2 separate regions of the Homo sapiens genome follow, and region 1 is linked to region 2. A link is a loop called in an ENCODE intact Hi-C map of the cell type or tissue named here. Cell type or tissue: natural killer cell. All regions are shown on one strand.

Region 1 (8,000 bases), 620 kb before region 2:
TAGATGAGTGGCATTTTTTTTTAACACAACCGTGACTCATTTTTATGGTGGATGTTAAATAAGCAGGAGCCCCTGCACACAGTCACTCTCTGCGCCTGAGAAAAGTGACACTCCTCCTCGTTCCCTTCTCTCCCAGTAACTAACAAACCCCCAAAATGTCACTCACTAGTAGTAGGCAGAATGTAGGTAGTTCCCACAAATATTCAAGCTATAGAAATTTCACTTACTCAAATTGTCCAACATTTTCTTCTGTTAATGTCTCCTTGCTGCTTTCCCTCCGTGTGGGCCAAGAGCAGGCCAGCAGCATGGTACATGGTTGTTCCTTTGAAAACCCAAGAAAGAGGAGGAAAAAAGAGACCTGCTGTGTCTGTTTTTCAGTGATGCCTTCTCCTGGGCATTTTGGTTCTTCCTGATGACATTTGGACCCTGACTTTGGGGGCAATGCCAACTTTTATGCTTGAATGAAACCATTTCTAGTAGTTCTCCACACATTTCCCAAGAAAGGTATTTGTTTATCATCTTAAATCTTACCATTTAGTATTATTTATAATTTTTCTATGTAAAAATACATATTCATTCTAGAAAAATTTTAAAATAGAGACAAACCAAAAAGTGAAAATTAAAAAGCAACTAAAATTTTTACTAATAAAATGATCTACTTTTAACCTCTTAATAGATACTTTCTGTGCATATAGGACCTTTTCCAACCTTGCAAGAATAATTGATTCCTAAAAAAATATTTCATAGAGTAAGTTGTCATGTGTTAAACATATAATTATCACTAACTTCAGTGAGAAAAATTCTTAGGCAAAGGAAGAGAAACAAAGAATCTAGAAATGAATAGAATAGTTAGGGAGATAGCTGAGGACTCTTGATGTCTTTAAGTAGAAGTCATCAGTTACACAAACCTTCACACCAGTGTTTGTTTTACAGACTTATTTGGTAGTCATTGCAACAGCCATATATTCTATTTGATGAAAGGTGAGTATTAAATTAAACCAACAGGGATAACAAGCTTACTTTATGGCACAACAATGTCTTTGAAAATAATCTGCAACATCTAGGTAGGACAGTGTGAGCAGGTTATTCTTATACAAGTACTCAATATTTAAAAACAATACTTTACAGAGAAGAAGAAAACTAGGGGAAATAGTAAAAGGAAATTTTTTCTTAAATAGTTCATTGCACCATTTGTAATCTTACCGTGCTACACGCACGTAAGGCATTGCAGACGTTGATGGAATTTCCAAAAGCTGACTTCAGTTCACTGACACCATTGTTCCCTTTAGCTAAATAAGTTTGCATTTAAATTGAAATTTAAATATTCATTTTTTGGCACCTGTGCCCTGAAACTTCATGAAGAAGAGTATATTTTAAGAGTATAATTCATCTGACATTGCTCATTTTTGGGTAGGGAGATGGAAGAAGCAGTGTTTTTCCCCAAGATAAGTATTTTATCCAAAGTTTAATATGCCTTAAATGTTTTTTGGCTGGGTAAAGGGCATATGTTATAGCCAACATTATAATAATTTTACACCTACTTCATCACTTTCATTTCTGGTATAGTATCCTCAAGGTTTTTTTAACAAGGATTAAATCATGTAACCTATCTGAAAGTGCTAACACACGACAGCCTCTCAGTAAATGTGCTGGTCCCCCTTCCTATACCATTTCAAAATGCTTCTGCTCATATTTCATTCCTCTGTGACTATTGGAGTGAGCAGCAGATGCCTTGGCCTTTGGAGAGTGATCTAAAATGGCCTAGTCGGAGAGATGCTAATCACATACGCTCCATTCCTCCTCAAAGGGCCAAATGTAGAAATGGGCAGTGGTCATGCCTTGGCCATCCTCCATGAACACGGGATTGGCCCCAGCTTCAAATGAGCACTCAGCCCAGGCTCAAGACCACCCCCAACAACGCGGATGGAGGTGCTTGCCAGTGGTCCAGTTAGTAGCAGTAAACTAAGGGATGGGTACATGGATAATCTTCTCTGGCTGACTAATCAGTTGGAACTACATGCATTTCGATTATTATTCAGCAAATATTGATGGAGCATCTTCTACATTCCAGGTACTGTTCTAGACTCACGAGTCTAAGATTGGCAGAATGTCAAGGATTTAAATTGCTCACTGGCTTAGTTTTGAGAGTGTGGCTTTGTCCTCTTGTCTAGGTTGGCCTTACGAAATCCTTTGTGTCGATTTCACCAAGAAGTGGAGACTTTTCGGCATCGGGCCATCTCAGATACTTGGCTGACGGTGAACCGCATGGAACAGTGCAGGACGGAATATAGAGGAGCACTATTATGGATGAAGGACGTGTCTCAGGAGCTTGATCCAGACCTCTACAAGCAAATGGAGAAGTTCAGGAAGGTAGGAGGTTTTATGAGGGTTAGCAGAAGGGGTACCTGCTGGAAGGTAATGAGGTGTGATTTGAATCCCTCTGGTGAAGAAGACATAACTCAAAAGCACCAAGGATGCAATTAATCATCGCTGGTGTCTTTTTATGTGACAGAATACCAATTAATGTGATACATAATTCTCTAAAGGATAAGATAGAAGAGACAGCTGGAAATTGCTGGGATTTCATAACTGCTTTTAATTGAAGTCAGATTTTCTTATAATGTGCACTTTTTGTAAGATTGTCACATTTAAATGCCTTTTCATGCATAACTAAAAATCAAGATTAGATCAAATGAATCTGGGAGGTTAGAACAGACTACTGGGGAAATCTTTTAAAATCGCTAATGCATATTAAAATTAATAGAATAATAATGCTCCTTTGTTTTGCGATATGTTCAGAAGCAGTGGGGTTTAGTTGCAGGGTTAACTCATGCAGCATTCCTCAGAAATTTTTCTGAGGAAAATATGTGGCTGAAGAGATGGCTATGCTCTTAAAGATTTGGATATGCACTGAAAGATTTGGTGAGCAGTAAAGAACAATCTTGTTGGTTTTTTAATTGTGTCAATTTAGCAGTTTGATTTTGTCATACAAGAATACATCACACCACTAGGTGGCAGTCTTACACTGAATATTTATGAAAATGCAGCGAGATTTTTGTTGTGTACAATCTTGGTAGTTCTTTGTTTGGTCGCCTGGATATATTTCAGAGTGTGAAAGAAAAAAGAATCAGCCAAATGTTAGGCTTGACATAATATTGTGTCAACTGTCTTACTCACTTCAAATGATCCATTTGTAATTGTGATATTGCTTAAAATCCCTAGATTTCTTATTATGTACATTATTGCAGAGCTACAAATAGAACCATCACTTGCGTTGGAGGTTAGCTGTGTAGAGGTGGAGGGAAGGAGGGACCTTCTGGTCCTTAAGAATACGGTCACCAATTCTTGACCTAGATATAGATTGATTTCTTTAAAGTCAAGTTTTATCTTGGTTTGTGATTTAGAACCCTTCCCTCTGAAGAGAAAGCAGGGTCCATTTTATTTCTGATCGCAGATGTTCTTCATGTGTCAGCAACATCTGACTTCTTCAAAAGGTAGGCTTCTGAATCATAGAAAATCAGGACTAAAAAGGCTGCTCATGATCCTCTGGTGAAACTCGCTCATCTTATAGAAGAGAAAAATCAAAGCCCCAAAATTGTAAATAACATTTTTAAAGGATTGCTAGCTAGATGCTGGTGAGCCCAGGCTACTTTTGAAGTTTTCTAACTTTCTAATCAGGCCAATAATTTGGTTTGTCTTTAGCACTTTATTTGAGGGTTGAGGAGAATGAAGAGGGTGAAAAAAATTGCCTGCAGGGCAGAGTGCTTATCATTTGTATCTGTTGCCTCCTTTACTCCTCACAATAACCAAGACACCGATTTTATTTTATAAGCGAGGAAAATGATACCCATGTTAGGAAATTAGCCCAAGATCAGAGAGGTAAATGAGAGTCAGAATCATTCAAAATACACATAATTTTCTTCTCTAAGAGAGAATACCTAAAATTGAAAAAGGCCTTTCATACTAATTCCTCTCTTGTGATTTATTCACTCAATTAATATTTATTGAACACCTCCTATGTGCCAGGTAATAAAGATAAATATATGATTATTCTGGAAGGCAGAAGAATTTTATGTGGAATTTTTTTTTTGGTTTTGTTTTGTGGGGGTGGTTACTAACTGTAAGGACGAAATAAAAACCAAGCCCGTTCGTCATTTGGTTTGAGTGTTGAAACATTACCCATTCCTTGGTGTCATCAGTCTGTTGATTTTGGAAAACATGTTTTTTTAAAAAAAAATCCTTTGCCATGCAGAAGTTGCTGAAGCCTTACTCCCCAATCCCATGTGTGCTGGATTCAATTTAACAGCTAAACATGGTGTACTTAGAATCTTTTTTTAAATAAGCCTGTCTTCAAGTGTATATTTGATTAGACCAGACTCTCCACAAGGACAGAAACCATGTTGGGGATCTTCACAGCCATCACCCCAGGGCCAGTCCAGCACTTGACCCCAAATGAGCACATACATAACAGATGACAAGATTCCAGGCACTGATTTGGAAGTGCCACACCCATGTTTTCTCAAACCTGTAGGGCATTCCCGCCATTTGCAGCTGACCTCATGATGTTTTGGAAATTGACTTATGTGGTTTTGCAGGTAAGAAGTTGCGTTATTAATGTGAGGCTTGCTGCCCTCTTTAGAATGAATTTAAATTGTGGAGTTTTCCCTTCACTTGGAGTTTACAACATGACATTTAACTTTGAGCAAGCTTTAGTGTTTTGTCCCAGTAGGATTCCATTTTAAACAGAGTCTCCATTTCTCTCCCAGGGATGTGTTACCTAAACGTGTTTCTGAGTCATCTAGGAGAGCTATCCAGCTGCAAGTGGCTCCTCAGGAGTGACTGTGGGAGGGGGAGTTTCAGTCTCCTCGGGGCCGGCTGCCACCTTCACGTCTTAAAGGATGAATCCTGAGCTAAAGTAGTATTTTGCTATAAATTCTCTTTTTTGAGTTCACACTTTCTGGTGGAGACAAAATTCTAATTCATACCTCATGGATGTGATCTCCCTATTTGGATTCCTTAGTATCCACTCATTCATTTATTTGTCCATTCAACAAATGATATTGAAGCTGGGCCCTGTTCAGGCAGCATCCAGGGGAATACAGCAGTAAGGAGGCAGATTGATCATTGCCATCTTGTCTTGTGCAGTCATCTGTGGATAGAGCAAGTAAACATAGTACAGCATGGTGAACAGTAGTGTCTGTGGTGGCGCATGGTGAACAGTAGTGTCTATGGTGGCACGTGGTGCTGCAGGAGCTCCTGGAAGGGGCTTCCTGGAGGAGGTGGCACTAAACAAAATGTGAAGGATGGGTAGGAAAGAGCTGGGTAGAAGGAGTAGAAGCAACAGAGCAGCATTCCTGGCTGAGAAAGCAATTTACGAAAGGCCTTTTAGGGGAAAGGAGCAGCGTGCTTAGAACCAGAGCACAGAAGGTGAGGTGAGTGTGGAGATGGGGGTGCCCTGACCATGGGGTTAGAAAGGGAGACAGGACTGGAATAGAAAAGACACCGCTCTAAGGGGACGGAGTAGTGGGAGGGTGTAGGGAAGGCAGGAGGCATGATCAGGTTTGTGTTCTTTGTAAGGTGGAGAAGGGATTGCGAGGGCCTAAGCTTGGAGGCTGGGAGAACTACTGGGAGGCTTTTACACAAACCCGGATGAGACATAAGGTAACCATGAAATGAAGGGGGAGGTAGACCAGAGAGAAATGGGCTGTTCTGACCTCTACCAGATTCCGTGGTAGCACCACTTTAATTGCTGAGCTCTTCATTGTCTTTAGAAATAAGTAGAATAAGCATAAATAAATCGCAAGTTCAAGTGTATTTTCACTTCCAACCAAGGCTTTTTTCATAGTGTCTTCAGATTGCCAAGAAACCTTTTAAATAGCACACAGTGAGCATGACTGAAATGATGAATGAAAAACCTGAAGTTAAACAAAGCAATCTGTTTTCCTTCTGGCACCCTGTGAAGCACAGAGGCCTGACGACAGAGCTCTCAACATCAACATTAAGAGCATTTATTAAGTGTCTGTGTCGGGGGTGGAAATACAAAGAGGTGGGAAAGCGTGAGTCCAGCCTTCAAGAAGGACCCTGCCAGGCATCTGCTCCTTGTCAATATGACCATGAGGGACGGGATACCTGGAGAGTGTGGCTGCACATAGCTGTTCTCAAGACCAAATACATAATAGGAAAAGGTGGATGGATTTAAAGGGGCAGGGCTGAGCTGTGTGCAGTTGGAAGTTCCTCCTGACAGCGTGATTCACCCCAAGACCACGAGGTATTTTATGAGCAAAGTTACAACGTGTGATATATGTGCTCTTTGAAGGCAGAGTAAAAGGGTATGATTTAAAAGTAGAAGTCAGCTTCTTGTAGCAGATTACATCAGCTGAAGTTGTGAGCTTGCTGCAGAGCTTTCGCAGCCTGAATGCCCTTGAGAGAGTCCTCCTGTGGTCAATTAAGTGTCTTGTTTTTCTTGAAAGTCAGAAATGGGATGGAGGGTAATTATTCTAAATGGGATAAAAGCTGTGTTAGGTGTAAGAAAATAGTCCTGAATCCTCTAAAGAGATAGTATAGAAATGTATACGTGGGCATTTATAGGAGTCTGAGTCCTCATAGACAAGGACAAGCGGACCAGTGTTTTAATGAGGGCCATTTATTAAACGGCTAATGAAATCCTACAGCATTTGTCTAGTGTTTCATCACCATAATTCAAAAGGATAGCTAAAAGGTATTATAGGAAATGAGTGATACTCACTGGTATTTGCAGGTGCGTATCTATTTAAAATAGTGTTAGGTTTTGGAGACTGTTCATGCACTAATCATATTATCAAAGGATATGTGGTGAGAAGGTTTATTAACAAATGTTGGTGGCTTACTCGGTGGGACCTTATTAGGGCCATCAGTCAGTGGTGCTCCGGTGTCCTGATTGTGAAGGTTTGGGTCTATGGCACTTGGTCAAGGACTGGTAAACAGCAGTATTGATATGGGGGATGGGTTTCCTGTGAACAAAGACTTGGGTTAATTAATTTGACAGTATCATTAATTACTGCTGAAATCATTGGTTTTTGTCAGAGGTCAGGCTCTTTTAGCAATTGAGGGCAGGTCCCATGAGAGTTGGAGACACTAAGTAATGCAAGAGTGTCACTGCTCAACCATCTCAGGCTGTAGGACGAAGGCCTTTCCTTTCTGCCTGGGCCATTCAGCTCTCTGGATTAAACCAGTTTCTGCTTTACTTCAGTGTCTAAGGTAGGGCTGGGACACCTCCCCCTATGCCAGTGAGTTGTGTTGAGTGAATGGGGAACATTTCCAGTTTGGATCCATACAGTGAACCAGTGTTAAATGTTTAAGCGCTAATATCTCTCAGGACTTTGCTTAATTCATATATAAAGGAGGTAGGGTAGGGGGCTTATTCCATTATCTGCTCTTCCTCTGCTAATTCTAGAATTCTATACAGTGGATTGAGTTCTTTTATGAGGAGAATTTCTTTTGTAAAACTAATGCTCTCTTAAATGTATTTGTTTCATAACTCGCCATTTTCATTTGTAGGTTTTGTTGTGTGCCTGTTGTTTGGGTTTGGTTGTTTAACTGGGGTGCCTGTTTTTTGTGGATTCAAGTAGATTGACTCTAGCTGCCAAACCCCACCCGTGGGTTGCTGCTTTTTTAGAGTATGTGAATGCCGAAGGAAAAGCCTGCTGTTTTCACATGGCACAACTTGGAAGGGAACAAACAATTACACCCATGCTTCCAGTTCTGAATTGGATGAGATGAGGCTTTGGATGAAAGCCTCATCTTTATTGATTTTCCCCATGGAACTTGGTAAATAGCAAAAATTAGCTTTAGGGTGAAGCCAAGACCATTTAAAATAACATGCATGAAACAGATAACTTGCAGAGCTGGTGGCTGGCTGGCTGCTGCTCCTGACTGGAAATGGAGAGGAGGAAGGAGCGTGACCTCAGAGTCAGGATGGTGCTACACTCCGTCCCCGCCCTTGCTGACACCAGCTGTGACCA
Region 2 (8,000 bases):
AAGCACCCTGTAATCAAACTCGTTAGTATTTCTGTAGTGAAAGATGAATATTCACTAATAAATAAGAGAAATAAATATCTTAATAGCCTCACATCAATTCTGAACAGGTTTTGTGGTCAAATGAGATTACCGTAATTTTATTTTTAAAAGGCATTGGATTTTCAGATCTTTTTAGAGACTTTGAAATGACAGATAAGGCATTGTAGACCAGTATTTATTTTCTAGAAAATATCACTTATTTTATATTCGTTAACTATGCTTATTGCACACCAAGAGCTCCAAGAGGTTCTTTGATTTATTCATCTCAGCACATCAGCATTATATTAATGTATCAAGTAAAATCAGTGTTCAAATATGTATTATATATATAAAGAAATTATTTCTGTAGCAAATATGGAAAAAAATTCTATAACAAATATGGAAAAATGTTAATATTTGATAAACCTGAGTGCTATTCGTTATATTAGTCATCATAACAAAGAATTTCAAATGTTTTAAGATTTTTCTTCAAATTCTAGAAAATTATTTTCTTTTCTTACCTATTTCAAAAATAGAAAAGATTGAAAAACTGGTATTCAGCAAAAAGGAAGAGTGCCCAGGTGTAAGAATGCAAATAATCCTTATAGCTTCCTGAGGCTTATGGTCCAAAAGATGTGTTACATTTAATTATTTCTATATATCTCAGTTCATACACATATATGTCTTATTTATGCTATATTTTACCTCGAGCTCTCATTGTTGTAGATATTCCAAATTGTTATTTTCTGTTTATTAGGACCAGAGTTAACATAAAACAGTGATCAGTATGTAATGTATAAAATAAAAATCCTTGATTAAAATTTAAATCAAAACTAAAATGTACATTTAAAACATTACATATTCTCTTCATTTCTTTAAAAAAAGCATCTAGATGGAAAAATAATCGCTAAGCCAATGATACCAGCAAGTCTTTCATAAATGTTAATGTAATGATAAAGCAGACTACTTAAATGAACACGATACAGAATAGAATTATAAAATGTCTGCACTAGAAAGGATCTCCAGTCCAGAGGAAGGTGCAAGTAACTCTCAGTGTCACAGACTGCATGTCACAGAGTTAGAATTAAAACAGACATTCTGACACTCTAACCAGTTCTTTATTCATTACACCTGTGTGCCAAATACCCAAAATGATTTTAATTGAAAATTGTGCCACAGTATCATTTTCAAGTTAGGTAAAGAGCTGGAATAATTCCAGCCACCAGGTATAAGATATTTAATTATCTACTATTCTCAAAATTTTTTCCCATATGTTTACTATAAAGAATAAAAAATAATCTTAATATTTCTAACCATTAAAAAATATAGGCTGGGCATGGTGGCTCATGCCTGTAATCCCAGCACTTTGGGAAGCTGAGGCAGGTGGATCGCTTGAGTTCAGGAGTTCAAGACCAGCCAGGGCAACAGGGTGAAACCCTATGGTCCCAGCTACTTGGGAGGCTGAGGTGGGAGGATCACCTGAGCCCAGGAGGCAGGAGGCAGTAGGCAGAGGTTGCCGTGAGCCGAGATCATGCCACTGCATTCTATCCTGGGTGACAGAGTGAGATCCTGTCTCAAAAAACAAAACAAACAAACAAACAAAAACGAACACTGTGTGTGTGTGTATATGTATATATTCCAAATTGTTATTTTCTGTTTATTAGGACCAGAGTAACATAAAAGAGTGGTCAGTATGCAATGTATAAAATAAAAATCCTTGATTAAAATTTAAATCAAAACTAAAATGTACATTTAAAACATTACGTATTGCCTTCATATATATATATATATATATATATATATATATATATATATATATATATAAATTTACTAGGTAACTGACAAACAGCAGAAGCAGCATCAAAATCTAGAAGTCAAGGGACCTGACTTCTAGGCTAATACTTTCTCTATGTATTTTCTTATTTATTATTATTTTTTAATTAAAAACATTTTTTTTTTTTAAATTTAGGACAGAGTCTTGCTCTGTCGCCCAGGCTGGAGTGCAGTGGCATGATCTTGGCTCACTGCAACCTCTGCCTCCCGGGTTCAAGCAATTCTCCTGCCTCAGCCTCCCAAGCAGCTGGGACTACAGGTGTGTGCCACCACGCCCGGCTAATTTTTTGTATTTTTAGTAGAGACGAGGTTTCACGATGTTTGCCAGGATGGTCTTGATCTTCTGACCTTGTGATCTGCCAGCCTCGGCCACCCAAAGTGTTGGGATTACAGGCGTGAGCCACCATGTCCGGCCAAAAAAATTTTTTATAGAGATGGGGTCTCACTATTTTGCTCAGGCTGGTCTCAAACTCCCAGGCTCAAGTAATCCTTCCACCCTGGCCTCTCAAAGAGCTGGGATTACAGGCATGAGCCACTGCAACTGACCCTTCTCTCATGTATTTTATAGGTAGGTTTTGAAGATGAAGGAAGAAATGTCAAAGTGCTTTAATGATGTCAAAAGATCCTTAGAAATACAAAGTATCTGTTAATAGGTGCGGGTATACTGACTTTTAAATAATCAAATTTGAACGAACTCCTCTTAGTGGAAACAGTGATAAGAAAATGGTAATATATTAAGATTATTTCATATTTAAGTTTTTCTCACAAACTTTAAATTGGTCAGAACTTGTGAAATTACCTGAAGTATCAATAGATATAGATTTTGCTTTTAGTTTTCATAGTTCATAAATTATAGGAACATAAAAGCCTTCAAGCTAGTAAACTGCCCTTTCTTAGAAATAATAACTCTAGCTAGTTTGTATTTTATTTGCAACATTAACTCAATTATGTAAGAATCATTTCAGTTCATAAAAGTATTTTGTAAAATTATGTCATACCAGGACAGCTAGAAACTGGTGTTCCCATATTAATGAGACAAAGCGCACATCGAGGAAGTGGTTTTCGACAGCCAGGACAACTTGTGACTTTAGATTTCGTTGGTGAGCCACTCACACCATACTGACTAAAACCTCTGCCCTGATGAGGCACAGCTGAACAGCTGTAGGAGATTGACTTGCCACAGAAATTGCAACTCACAAAAACCTACAAAACAAATGAAAGAAAAAATAAATGTAATGCAAACCATAATGGAATGCTAAATAACTTAGTGTGCGCCTAACAAATTATTTTTAAATACTTTTAAAAAACTTTATTTTATATTTCAAAATTGATCTGCTAAGGTTGACTAGCTTTCATTTAAAATTTATACCTAGCAATTACATTTTTGGGGTACTTCCTTTTTAATTATATTCTTACTAATACCACTGAAATTGGTGGAAGAACTCAAACTTTAGACTCCAACATTTTAGAAATAACAATGACTTCAGAATTCACACTGGGCCATTACAAAATATCCCAATATGACTTCTAAACCACAGTTCAGTGATATAATCTTCTGAACAAAATTTTCTTATAAAGAAAACGCTGTTCCTAAGACAAAGAGAGTTAACAAACTTATAATGGTAAATAGTTAAATTTTTAGAATAATAGCAATAGAAGCTGTTCATTTTGTTTTTACCGTAAATTGCTAGGCTCTTAATCACTTATCATATAGATTAGTAACATGTACTACCATGTAATGCTATTTTATCAACACTCTGGTTTTAACATAAGCACTTTCTCAAGTTCCTAAAATAAGAAAATAGCACCATCCAGTGCTCATATTGAGGATAACATAATATTTAATATCTGAACTAAGACACAGTGATTTAATGTGGTATACCTTATGTGACAACAATCTCATTTTTTAAACTAATGCTAAAAAAAAATTTCCATGTGTAATTAAACATATAGATATAGGTAATACTGCTAAAGTCTAAAAAACCCAAATCCTGCCTTACTGCACATAAATAATGCTAAAAAACTTAATACACAAGTGGAATTTATAAGATAATGTAATAGTTTAGAATCTGAAAGGGCTGGAAATACACTGGAAAACTTCAGGCCTGCTGTGGTTTGTTCTATCTGCGACTAAAGCTCAAGCCACTGAGATGATTGTTAGCAAGAAGCAGAACCAAAGGACAGGAAGATCAAGGACAAAGTTCAGTCTACAAAAGACAAAGACATCAATGGGAACTCAATATAAGCAAAATAATGAGCTAATAGTAACTTATTAAATTGAACATCAACATGTTACAATTTGATTTTCTCCAAAACAATGTACTTACTTGTGCTAAAGGCTTGGAACTGGGATCCAACTTACTCCTGTGAATATCAAATTCAGCTCGTTTATGCCAAAACCTCCAGGCATCTAATAAATTTCTATAATTCTCAATCCAGTACTGAACCCTTTCATCTTTAAGAACATCTAAAGGTGAACCCTAAAACGAAAACATGAATTATTTCAATTGTTTAAAATCTCCTGGCTAGGCCAGAGACTTCTGGGTAGCATGTAAGTATGAGTAACACAGAAGAAATAGGCCTTTTTTTTTTTTTTTGCCAAAAGCTGGCTCCTAATGAGAATAAAGAAAATTTATGGAAGCTCCATTAATTTATCTCAAGCTGGGTTCCACTAATGACATAAATATGTACTTTATATATCATACCTGCCCAGGGAAGTCTAATTCTCTACCTTTTAGTTAAGTTTAAGAAAATAGAACTTCGTGGTTGAATGTTGTAAACAGTGATACGAATACCCTTTGTCCCAGCAATTAAAAACCTCTGGGTTCACAAACTCTGTTTACTATCAAATCCAAATGTAATACAGGCTGGGCGTGATGGCTCATGCCTGTAATCTCAGCACTTTGGAAGGCCGAGGTAGGCGGATCACTTGACGTCAGGAGTTCGAGACCAGCCTGGCCAACATGGTGAAACCCTGTCTCTAGTAAAAATACAAAAATTAGCCAGGTGTGGTGGCAGGCGCCTATAATCCTAGTTACTTGGGAGGTTGATGCCTGAACCGGGAGGCGGAAGTTGCAGTGAGCTGAGATTGTGCCGTTGCACTGTAGTCTGGGTGACAGAATGAGACTCCATTTAAAAAAAAAAAAAAGTCCAAATGCACACCAAAATTGCTCAGTCACATCTGAACTAACAGTTAGCTTGGTCCTTCCTATCTAGCAATGCACGGTGAACTGAGATGCTGCTTTTATATATCTACTTATCTGTAAGTTAAACCTGTCTATTCTTACTCTTGCCTTCAATTAAAACATACATTTCTTGCCTTAAAAATAATAACAGAACAAGAAAAAGCAAAACCAAACCAAATACCTTCTTAGTTCTTTTGCCCGTAGCCACAGTTAAAAGCAACACCTTGTTTTAGTTAAATTTACTTTAGAGTTCTTCTCATTAAGATCTTCAAGTTCTTGCCAGTAATAATTTTCCTAAAGTTGTATTTTCCCTGGCAGCTGTGACATTCCACATTTCATCTATGCTTGCTTTAGGTTTTCTTTTTTTCTTTTCTTTTTCTTTTTTTTTTTTTTTTGGAGACAGAGTCTCACTCTGTCGGCCAGGCTGGAGCGCAGTGGCACGATCTCGGCTCACTGCAACCTCTGCCTCCCGGGCTCAAGCAATTCTCCTGCTTGAGTAGCTGGGATTACAGGGGTGTGCCACCACCTAATTTTTGTATTTTTAGTAGAGATGGGGTTTCACCATGTTGGCCAGGCTGGTCTTGAACTCCTGACCTCAGGTAATCTGCCCACCTCGGCCTCCCAAAGTGCTGGGATTACACGCATGAGTCACCGTGCCCGGCCGCTTTAGGTTTTCTTAGAAGACTTTCAGCCCTGTCCAGGATATCTTCCTTAACTTTACATAATGGAGAAAGGAGAGAAAGTCTCTACTTCCAATGATGCTTTGGCATCAATCTGAAGGTTAGTTTTCTCAGTCCTACTTGAGGGCCAATAGAAAAGTGAAATTTCAGAGAGAACCTGGCGTATATCTTACTTATAAAAAAAAAGAACAAAAATCTGTAAGAGCTAATATAATCTTTAGACATCCAATCAAAAACTGAAGCAACATATCTTTCATCTATTAAATTCAGTGTTAATTACCAGAGTTAAATTTAGCTAAAAGAACATGTGAAACACATAGCTTACAATTTCATTTCTTAAAAAAGTAGAGGTCTACTCTAGCCCTAATTATGACCAAGTAGGCAGAACTAAGTACCAAAGTAGCATATAATCCCTGGTTTAAAAAGAAAATTCACAGAAAAATAAGATGTTTTCACATCTCATTCTTTCCCCTTATATGGCAAGAAGGGGATAAACTAAGTAAGAATTTGGTCAATACATATACAGTAAGTCTTCTCTAGATCCTCTCCAATAAAGCCTAAAATCAAGCCACAACATGATCTGTAATGAAAATAGTTCAGAGATTGAGTCTGACCAAATCAGAAGGGCTTGGGAAAATAGTGTTTTGATTAGTGAAGAGATAAGGAATCTGAACCGAGAAATGTAAACCAGGGGGCTCCAACCCCCAATATACCCCCAGGTCCACAGCCTGGTACAAACTGGGTCACACAGCAGGAGGTGAGTGACAGGGCAATAAGCAAAGCTTCATCTGTATTTACGGCTGCTCCCCATCCCTCACATTAGTGCCTGAGCTCTGCCTCCTGTCAGATCAGTGGTGGCATTAGATTCTCATAGGACAGTGAACCCTACTGTGAACTGCACATGTGAGGGATCTAGGCTGCATACTCCTTATGAGAATCTAATGCCTGATGATCTGTCAATGTCTCCCATCATCCCCAGATGGGACCATCTAGTTGCAGGAAAATAACCTCAGAGCTCCCACTGATTCTACATTATGGTGAGTTGTAGAATTATTTCATTATGTATTACAGTGCAATAATAATAGAAATAAAGTGCACAATAAATACAATGTGCTGGAATCATCCCTAAACCAACCCCCTGGTGCTAAAAAGTCCCTGGGGCAAAAAGGTTGGGGACTGCTAAAGTAAACTGTAACAAAGTTAAGATTCTGTAACTGAAAAGCACAATAACTGAAATGAACAATTCCCTGGGAAGTTTAACAGCAGACAGAGGTGATGGAATAAGTCAACAGAATCAACAAATCTGGGCCAGGCACAGCGGCTTGCGCCTGTAATCCCAGCACTTTGGGAGGCCGAGGCGGGCAGATCACTTGAGGACAGGCATTTAAGATCAGCATGGCCAACATAGTGAAACCATGTCCTACTAAAAATACAAAAAATTAGCCAGGTGTGGTGGCACATGCCTGTAATCCCAGCTACTCGGGAGGCTGAGGCATGAGAATCACTCGAATGCTTGAACCTGGGAGGTGGAGGTTGCAGTGAGCCAATATTGTGCCACTGCACTCCAGCCTGCGTGACACAGCAAGACTCTGTCTTAAAAAAAAAAAAAATTAACCAATTTGAAGAATAGTGGGAAAAAAAACATGGAAGGAAGAAGAATAGAGCCTCAGGCACCTACGAACACTATGAAGTGGTTTAATACATATGTAATAAGAGTCCTAGAAGAAAAACCGAATAAGATTGAGGCAGAAAAAAATATTTAAAGAAATAATATCCCCGTACTTCCCAAATCTGCTGAAAAACAGACTTCCAGATCCAAGAAGCTCAGTGAACCACAAACAGGATAAAATGAACCACAACCAGGTACATTAAGGTCATACTACTGAAAAATCAAAGGTAAAGGAAAAATCTTGGAAGAAACCCAAAAAGATTATCCTACATATAAATAATAGAAAACATTTTATTGATGGTTGCAAGGAAAACAAATTTACTTAAACATTAAAAATCAGAATTTAGGCTGGGCGTGGTGGCTCATGCCTGTAATCCTAACACTTTCGGAGGCCGGGGCGGGCAGATCACTTGAGGTCAGGAGTTTGAGACCAGCCTGGGCAACATGGTGAAACCCCATTTCTGTCAAAAATACAAAAAATTAGCCAGGAGTGGTGGCGTGAACCTGTGGTCCAGTTCCTTGGGAGGCTGAGGTGGGAGGATTGCTTGAGCCTGGAGGCTGCAATGAGCTGAGATCCACCCCAGCCTGGGTGAGAGAGCGAGACCCTGTCTCAAA

What was found. Hi-C counts contacts between places; a loop is a spot of excess contacts. Peaks named below come from ENCODE experiments on the same cell type or tissue, not always from the same donor. Only the 100,000 strongest peaks of a DNase experiment are listed, where the experiment ranks them.
Region 1: a loop joins it to region 2, with 14 times the contacts of the local background. A loop is called at or near these places in 63 of 110 quality-filtered maps.

Annotation. Positions count from the first base shown.
Region 1 is chr7:8,212,675-8,220,674 of GRCh38, reverse strand. ICA1 (islet cell autoantigen 1) reads left to right here. Exons shown (of 14, transcript NM_001136020.3): 6 at 2,172-2,370. LOC124901587 (a long non-coding RNA gene) reads right to left here. Exons shown (of 3, transcript XR_007060207.1): 2 at 6,867-6,989; 3 at 5,024-5,149. Among named protein-coding and RNA genes, the nearest start is that of ICA1, 45 kb to the left of the region's middle. RefSeq lists an enhancer at 4,537-5,736. In natural killer cell, a CTCF peak has its summit at 3,013 (motif pointing right); a DNase peak (open chromatin) is centred at 3,034.
Region 2 is chr7:7,591,311-7,599,310 of GRCh38, reverse strand. MIOS (meiosis regulator for oocyte development) reads right to left here. Exons shown (of 13, transcript NM_019005.4): 10 at 4,179-4,331; 11 at 2,850-3,054. Among named protein-coding and RNA genes, the nearest start is that of MIOS, 28 kb to the right of the region's middle. In natural killer cell, CTCF peaks have their summits at 3,504 and 3,703; DNase peaks (open chromatin) are centred at 2,940 and 3,660; H3K27ac peaks cover 188 bases.